2 separate regions of the Homo sapiens genome follow, and region 1 is linked to region 2. The links are chromatin loops, found by intact Hi-C in ENCODE. Cell type or tissue: CD4-positive, alpha-beta T cell. All regions are shown on one strand. Region 1 holds the start of DYNLL2 (dynein light chain LC8-type 2). Region 2 holds the start of MTMR4 (myotubularin related protein 4).

Region 1 (4,000 bases), 430 kb before region 2:
CGAGGCATTGTGGGAGGAAACAAGATGTGGGGCGAGAGCGGCGCGGGGAGAAGCCCGCAGTGCGGGGCCGGGCGGGCTCAGCCAATGGGGAGCGCGGACGGCGGCGCGCGCGGCGGGGGGGCGGGGGCGGGGCACTATTTCAGCGGGGGCCGCGCGTCGGCCGCGCTCAGCGGCAGAGCGGAGCGGAGCTGTGAGGCGCCAGTGCGGAGCGGGCGGGCGGGCGGGCGGCGTGAGGCGGAGCGCGGGCGGCCGGCGAAACTCCAAGGGCGGACCGCGGCAGGGAGCGATCGGCCTCGGGCTGCGGGAGCCGGAGACCGCGGCGGCGGCGGCTGCTGCAGCTGCAGGAGGAGCCCAGGGAACACCGCCCCTGCCTGTGCTCTGCCTCGGGCCATCGCTCCTCCCCAGGGCCCAGTGCGGACTCGCCTCCGTGAAGGTGAGCGGTGGGTGGGGGCGTCCCCCGGGTGGCGGGCCTGTGTCCGTCGCGTGCGACTCTACACGACCCGGCCCTCGCCGCGGTGGCCCTGCGGCCTCCTTAGCCGGCCCCAAGGCCTGGAACAGGGCTGGCCCCGCAGCCCTTGGCGTTGACGGTCCGGGCAGCGCAGCGCGCCCCCGCCGCCCCTCCCTCTCGGCGCAGCCCGGGCTGCGCCACCCTTTGCCCCGGCCACCCTCGTGGCGCTGCTGGAGGCCCGGGCTGCGGAGCTGCCGCTGCCCCCGCCCCCGGGAGTCTCTCTGCGCTGCGTGGAGGCCCCTGATGTCAGGGGCCGGGGAAGAGGGGGTGGAGAGGGCTCGGGCGTGACGCGGCTCCTCCTGCCGCCACCGCCACCCTCTGGGGCGTCCTTCCTGCAGCGAGGACGCCCAGTCACTCCGGCGCTGTTCCAGGCCGGGTGGGGGAGGGCGGCCGACCGGCCGGGGCCTGCGGACCTGGCCGGCGGCGCGGGCGGGAGGTCGGGGGGAAGGAGGATGCTTCCTCGTTCCCCAGGTGCTGCCCTTCGGGACCGCAGCGCTCTGGAGGATGGGATAGTGGAGGGATACGGCCCACTTGGAGAGCCCGAAGAGGGAAGTAGAAGTGTGTGTGTATTGGCGGGTGGGGATGGTGGTCCGTGTCATTCGGAGATTTAGCCTTTTTTTTTGGTTGCAAAACCAGGAATAGAGGATGGGAGCTGTCCTGGGGTGCCCTTTGTGCTTTTCACAGGAGCCTTGGCTCGTGACTGAGGCTGCTGGCCTGGGGCCCTCTGGCCATCTTCCTCCTATCTGGAGGCCCAGGTCCCTTGCTTTTTCCCAAGGAGGGAGGGGCTAGGCTGGACACCTTCCTGTGCTTTGCTTACCGGCACCTTGGACAGGGGTGGTAGGGGTTGGGCTTCACCTCTCTCAGATGCCTGGGGGGCCATTGTAGTCGTAAGACCAATATTATGTAACCGCAGGCTCTTTCCTGGAGAGTAAGGTGGCTTTTAATTACTGTAACAAAGTTGCTCCTTTGGACTTTGGGAATGAGGCAGTGGAGCAGGTGAGCTTGCAGGCAAAATGGTGCCAATTTCATACTTTCACTTTGCTGTCTAACCAGGCCCCACCCCCACCCCTGGGTTTGTAAACAGTGCCCCCTTCTGAGTGGTAACCTGGAATAGGCCACCAGGTGACACTAGTTTTTCTTCACTTATACAGAGCCTTATAATGTAAGAACCTTTCTCCCTGTGCTGCTGTTGTACCTTTGCTCAGACCCATTTGAGTTTACCCCATTTATCTCATTTCAACCATTAGTATTTAAAATGAAGATGTTGATTTGCCCAAGGTCACGTAACTAGTCATTCCTTGAACAGGGTTCTCCGAATCTTTCCTCAGCACCACATGGTGCTCACAGACTCCAGTTGAGGCTCTGACTTTTCCTCTCCAGAATGTGGGGGCAGAGGGTGCTGGTCTACTACCTCTTTGCTCTGCCAGTTTCTGCCGAAGTGGAACCAGCCCTGCTTAGTTTGGCAGTGCTATCTAGATGAAGGGGCCTTGGATGCGGTCAAGGGCTGCCTGGCTGGCAGCTGGCATGTGTGCATTCTCTGCATGTGGTGCAGGCTGAAATGGTGGTGGTGAGTTCTGTTTTCCCTTTCAGCCATCTAGCCCACAGGCTATTGTGAACTCCGAGATCAAGGTGGCCTGGAATGATACCAAGGATATGTCCTTGAGCAGGCAGCCTCCTGTGTAGCCTTCCATCAGATAGAGCTGGAATGACAGCATCTCTTGTCCATTGGGCTGGGCCACAGAGGGGTGCTTTTAGGGGTGGGATGATGGGGGAGATAGTTACTGCTCCATGTGTTGGGACTGTGGTCAAGGACAAAGGGCTCATCCCCTCTGTTCCTGCATAGTACCTCACATGTTGCCACCTGTCAGGCACGTCCTGAGATTCCGCTCGTCCCAAGAAGGGTCCATGCAGGGTCTGCCTGGAACCTGTGGTTGCTATGGCATGAATGGCATGGCCTTGATAGCAGGGATATGAAACAAGGCTATTAAAATCTTTACCTTTCTTAGGCACCTTTTTAAAATGCTTTATCTCCAGGTTTTTCCCAAGCCTCTGTTTTTTTAGGGGAAGGAAGGCTTCAGCATTCCTTTGAGGAAAATAAGATATTGTCTCCTAACATAATACCTTTCACATCACCTAATAGGTCAGTACTTTTTGAATGAATGAATAAGTTTGACATGAGGAAGCAACGCACCAAAGAGATGAGAAATCAGTGTTGAAGCTGGGTCCAAAATCTAGGGCTTTCAAAAATTATATTGGGCTTTAAAGAATGAACATTGTACTGAGGAGAGTGGGGAAGCAGAGGGGAGGATGGGACAGAGAGAGACATGTCCTGTGTGACCGACCAGCCAAGTCTGAGGTTGCCTTCCCACCCTCTCTACCTCTTACGGGCATCTCAGCCTGGAGTACTTGAGAGAAGGCATAATTATCATTATCTCTGCCCCACTGGACATTGGTGGCCTGGAATAGGGCCTGTATAGGGCAGGGGTTGGCAGCATTTTTCTGTGAAGGGCCAGATAGGAAATATTTTTGGCTTTGCAGGCCAAATAGTTTCTTGGAAGTACTCAACTCTGCTATCGTAGCATGTTCCTGCAACACTTTATTTTACAAAAACAGGTGGTAGGCTGGATCTGGCTGATGGACAGTCCCTTGTAGACTGTCCTTGTGTGCAGATGCTCTCATATAACTTCAGTTAATCTTTACAACAACTCGCGATAGAGAGCTATCCTCACCTGCTAAAATGAAAATAATCAAATGTAGGAAGGCCAAGTGACTTGTCTAAGACCACGAGAGATAAACTCAGGACCAGGAGTCAGGCCTACTGAGTCCTAGTCCAGCTTCTTTCTGCTATGATGCCAATGATGTAATGAATGGTCATTAAATCAGGGACTTAATTCTGTTCAAATGTTAGGACACCTGGTTTATTCTCAGGACAACCCTTAGTCCCCATTTTACAGATAATGACATAAAAACACAAGGATTAAGTAACTTGCCCAACGACACAGCTAGTAGATGTACACTGTAATATAATCTTGACTATTGGTGCTCTTCAGAATATCGGAAGTAAATTTTAGAGTTGGAAAATCTCATTTTACTTATGATAAAAACTGATGAGTTATTATGTCCTATTGGCCCTGTATTTCCCAGGGTGGGAACAATGTCTCTGCCAAAGCTTAGGGGCTCCCTCTCCTAATGCTTCACATCCGTGTTTTCTGTTGCCCTCACCTTCTATACTCCCCTCTTGCACTGAGACCCCACACCCAGCAGCTAATGTTCACTGCCCAGAGCAAGGAGTTGTCAGCCTTACCTCTCTGCTCCTTCTGTAGTGTCACACCATGTCTGACCGGAAGGCAGTGATCAAGAACGCAGACATGTCTGAGGACATGCAACAGGATGCCGTTGACTGCGCCACGCAGGCCATGGAGAAGTACAATATAGAGAAGGACATTGCTGCCTATATCAAGAAGGTGTGCTGGGAGAGCTGGGACTGATGGC
Region 2 (4,000 bases):
TCCAGAAGTGAGTGACCACCTTATCCTCTTCTACAGCCCCTGATCTGTGGGATCCCCTCTGGAAAAGGTGGGCCAAGGCAAGAGAGGAGAGTTCTCTCCACGGTAACAGCACCAGGCAACAGCTGTACAGGAAAGCTGCCTTTCCTTCCCTGCGGCCAAAGGCTCCAGGATGCGCAGACAAACCCTCCTCCTCCAGAGACCAGGGAACATGAAGCCAGAGCTCTGGTACCAGATGCCCTTGAGGATTTTTGGGAGAAGGGAGGGTGTTTTTTAACTGGGCAGGGAGCCCCATCTATCCTGGCCCCCAACTCCTCCTTACCTGAAGATTCTCTTCCTCCTTCACTAGTTCCTTGGGGGGGAACAGATCCTTGGCTTGGATGTACTCCAGGCTGGGGGGCCCCTCCTCACCCTGTAGGAAGGCCACAGTCCTAAGTCACCAAGCTCCACTTAGCCCATCAGGCTCATTCTGCTCCTCTCCCCACCAAGAAATCCACAGATACCCACACACACACACCTCTAAAGGTTCTGGTCACCAGAGAAGGGAAAAGAGATCTGACTTGGTTGGAGACAGGGAAGGGTGAAATGGAGAGCATATCAGCCTATTAAGCCTAAGGAAAGAGTGAGGCCCCAGGAGGAATTGGGAATCTGCACTCTTCAAAGAGGGACTCTCCTATAGAACCAACATTTCAAAAATGGAGGAGAGAAAACTAAGGAAAAGAAAGACTCTTTCCCTTAGACCCGCATAAGGGTAAGGCAGGAGTGGGGATGGGAAAGTGCTGTCCTGAGGAAAAGGAGCCAGGTATGGCAGCTGGTTTCAGAGAGAAGGGAAATCAGGCGCCTACAAGCCACTGAAGCTTCAATCTGGTGGGTGAAGGAGACAAAGAGGAGTGGGTGGGGGGATTCAGTCCCACGCCTCTAGAGGGCCTTCACCGACGCTTTCAAAAGGAAGACGTGTTTGAGAGCTGGGCTTATCTTCTTGTTAGACCCACATTGCTGACAAGCCCCCATTACCTGCCAAGTAACCTGCTCTGCCTGCTAATCAGAGGGGAATTCCTGAGGAATACCCACAGCAAGCAAAAGGAACTCCCCTCCCAACCACCAGGGAGGGGACCCGGGGGGATCCACGCGCCTGGGAGGAGCCAGGAGACCCAAGGACAGCCAGGGGAGAGAGAGAGAGGAGGCCCGGCAGACACCCACGGGGAAGGTGGGGGGACAGCTGAGAGGACAGATGGGGGAAGCTGGGAAGGAGCATCAGCCAGAGCGGGAGGAGGGGAGGACCGGGAATGATGCAGAGGTACGGAACCCTGCAGAGGCAGGGAAGATGGAGAAGAGAGGCTGTCTGGGGGACAGTCAAGGAGAAAAGGCTGGCATGCCAGGTGAGGGATGGAATGGTGGAAGAGGGAAGGGACTGGAGCCCCAAGCCAGCTCAAAGACATCCCGTGCTCCCCGACCAACCTCCTAACATCCCATTCAGCCTACTAGCCACATCCCACATCCCCAAGCAAGGATTCAGCGGGTGGGACCAAGAGGGAGAGGCGGAGGTAAAGGGATGTACCCCTGCAGGGCGGGGCCTAGAGATCTGCAGTCAAGGGCAGTGGCTGCGGGGCCAGGATGGACCACAGAATTTCCATTCCTGGCCTTCGACCATCTCCGGCACCCAAAGATTGAAGCAAGTCCAAGAAATAAAAGGGTTAACCCACCTTCCCTGCCCCCCAAACGTTCGGGGCCGGGCCAGGGGCCTCGGGAAGGGGGATGGGCTGAAATCGAGGGCTGACCCTGGGCGGGGCTGCGGGTGCCTCCTAGGCCCCCAAAGGCAGGGTGGGCACTTACGAAGCAGCTAAGCATGGAGCAGGAGACGCGGGCGGTCAGGCTCATGGTCGCGGGCGGTCTGGGCCAGCGCACATGTCCCCGGAGCCGCTGCGCTGCCCGCCAGCCCCGGGCGCCCGCCGCATCCCGGCTGCGGGGCTCGCCAGGTGCAGCCGCGGCGGCCAAGAGGCTAGGGCGCTGGTGGCCGGGCCTCCGCGCGGCTCCCGCGCGCCTCTCCCCTCCTCTCCACAATGGAGCGGGCCCAGCTCCGCCCTCCCGCACGAGTGCAGAAGGGAGGGGAGCCAGGCGAGGGGAGAGCCCGGGACCGCGGCGGGAAGGCGGAGGTAGAGGCGGGGCGGCTCCGCGGGCCCCGCCCACAAGCCCAGCCTCCTCCCTCCCCGCGGACCCTGGGCCTCGTAGGAGGGCGTACCCTACTCCAGGGACCTTTAGGAGCTTTCAGGAATCTGGGCTACGGGACCGCCCACATCTTCTCATTTCCCTTCTTCTAAGGTGAGCCACCCCATGCCCTCTTACAAACCCATCCCCGCGCCCCCTCCCCTAAGTTCCCCCGACGCCTGCTCTGGATCCCAAGGTGGAGCTCACCTACCCGCACCCCATTTGCTTCCTCCTTTCCCTCCAAAACCACTACCCACCATGCCCCTGCCCATCAGGGTCCTTCAATCCCGTGACTTCGTTAAACCTTTCTTTCCCCTTAGAATGGTGCCAGGTTAGTCATTCCACGCTCCTGGAAAGGGAAATGAGCTTTTTATTCCAACGCCCCTACCCAACCCTACTCCTTCAGCTCCATCTCTCCCTTGTTTCACATTCTGATCTCTGGGTAAGAAAGCCCTTCTTGGAGGAGAAAGGATTTCTTAGTCTGGGAAAGTGAAGAGCTAGAAGTATCGACCACAGAAGCTATACAAAAAAACGAAACTTGAAACCCAGGAGCAGCGGAGTAGAGAGAGTTGGGTAGAGGGCCAAGGAATAAGGACCAGGAATAAGGGGCTCAAAATGTCACCAAGAGTCACAGAGGGAGGTGGCTGGAACCCCAAACTTCCTGCACCTTGTAACTTTCAGACACCAGGGCTTTTGTCTTGTTTGGGGGAGAAGGGAGTAATAAAAGAAAACCTGACATTTTATTAAGCATCTACAATGAGCCAGGCAGTTTCTAACATTATCTCAGTAAAACTTTTCAAGCCCCAAGAAGTAAACCTTATCCTGTCTTACTCGTGAGACTCAAGCTTAGAGAGAAAGTATGTAATTTAACTAAGTGGTGGTGCTAGGATTTGAAATTAGATGAAGCTGACTGTGAAGCCCATGCTCTTTTCAGGGTAGCCCAGAAGAGAAAAAGAGGAGCTATCTGTTGGTGGGGGCCAAAACCAGCAGGCTTTCTGAGAAGAGACTGAACCAATAGTGCACACACCAAATCCACATGTCTATGGAAGGAAGGGAGGGAAGGAGGAAATCCTCTCATCTACTGAATTCTTTAACCTGCCCCTAAGCACAAGGGACACCTAAAAGACACCGAAGAGATACTACCAGGTTAAGGGCCTGGTCTGGGCCAGGGCCTACAGCTCTCTAGGCCTTTCCCATCTCACTGCCTCCTCCTAGCTCTTAGGAGTTAAGGGCTTCCCTGGACTTGGGGTGAGAGAAGGGCTGTTACAGTTAATGGAAAATTAATAGGATCATTGTAAACCACCTCTGGTGATATTCTGGGCACCCTGAAGATGCTATCCTGATAGATATTCAATCAGCTGTCACCTGTAGTGGCTTAACAGCAGCACCCTGGAACTAGAGAAGCCCCACAGTTTTGGTGGAGTCACTCCTGATATAGCATCCACAATATTCAAAGGACCCACCAGAAGTCCAAAGATCTTGAGATAAAGAAGGCCCAGCTTTTCAGACCAGAACACAGAGATTCTACCGGGGACCCAAGAAAAGCAAGAAGAGGGCTGTTATGAAGGGTTAATAGAACCAGTGGTGGGTAGGGAGTAGGAGGAAAGTGTGGGGCCTAGCACATGCAGAAAATGATTTCTAGAAGCTTCCAGTCCCAGTGCTGTATACTGGCTGATGTTTTGCAATCTAAAGAAACCCTAATTTATCTCCAGGGCAGATGAACATGTTTAGGAGCTGAACAGGGTAGCCTGGAGCTCAAGGTCTAGGACAGGTGGGGCAGCTTCACAGAGAAAGACAC

What was found. A loop is a pair of places that touch in the nucleus more often than their neighbours do. Peaks named below come from ENCODE experiments on the same cell type or tissue, not always from the same donor. Only the 100,000 strongest peaks of a DNase experiment are listed, where the experiment ranks them.
Region 1: it touches region 2 in a loop (4-fold over the local background); 6 of 110 quality-filtered maps call a loop at or near these places.

The regions. Positions count from the first base shown.
Region 1 is chr17:58,083,251-58,087,250 of GRCh38, forward strand. DYNLL2 (dynein light chain LC8-type 2) reads left to right here and starts at 169. Exons shown (of 3, transcript NM_080677.3): 1 at 169-433; 2 at 3,832-3,972. The coding sequence starts at 3,841. RefSeq lists an enhancer at 1-192 and silencers at 1-258, 269-328, 369-788, 829-958. In CD4-positive, alpha-beta T cell, CTCF peaks have their summits at 1,633 and 1,838; DNase peaks (open chromatin) are centred at 51, 771 and 1,581; H3K4me3 peaks cover 1,999 bases.
Region 2 is chr17:58,512,533-58,516,532 of GRCh38, forward strand. It overlaps MTMR4 (myotubularin related protein 4), which reads right to left and starts at 2,106. Exons shown (of 18, transcript NM_001378067.1): 1 at 1,831-2,106; 2 at 320-409. The coding sequence starts at 1,875. RefSeq lists an enhancer at 910-969 and a silencer at 1,830-2,289. In CD4-positive, alpha-beta T cell, no CTCF peak of the experiment used is centred here; DNase peaks (open chromatin) are centred at 1,099, 1,519 and 2,099; H3K4me3 peaks cover 1,578 bases.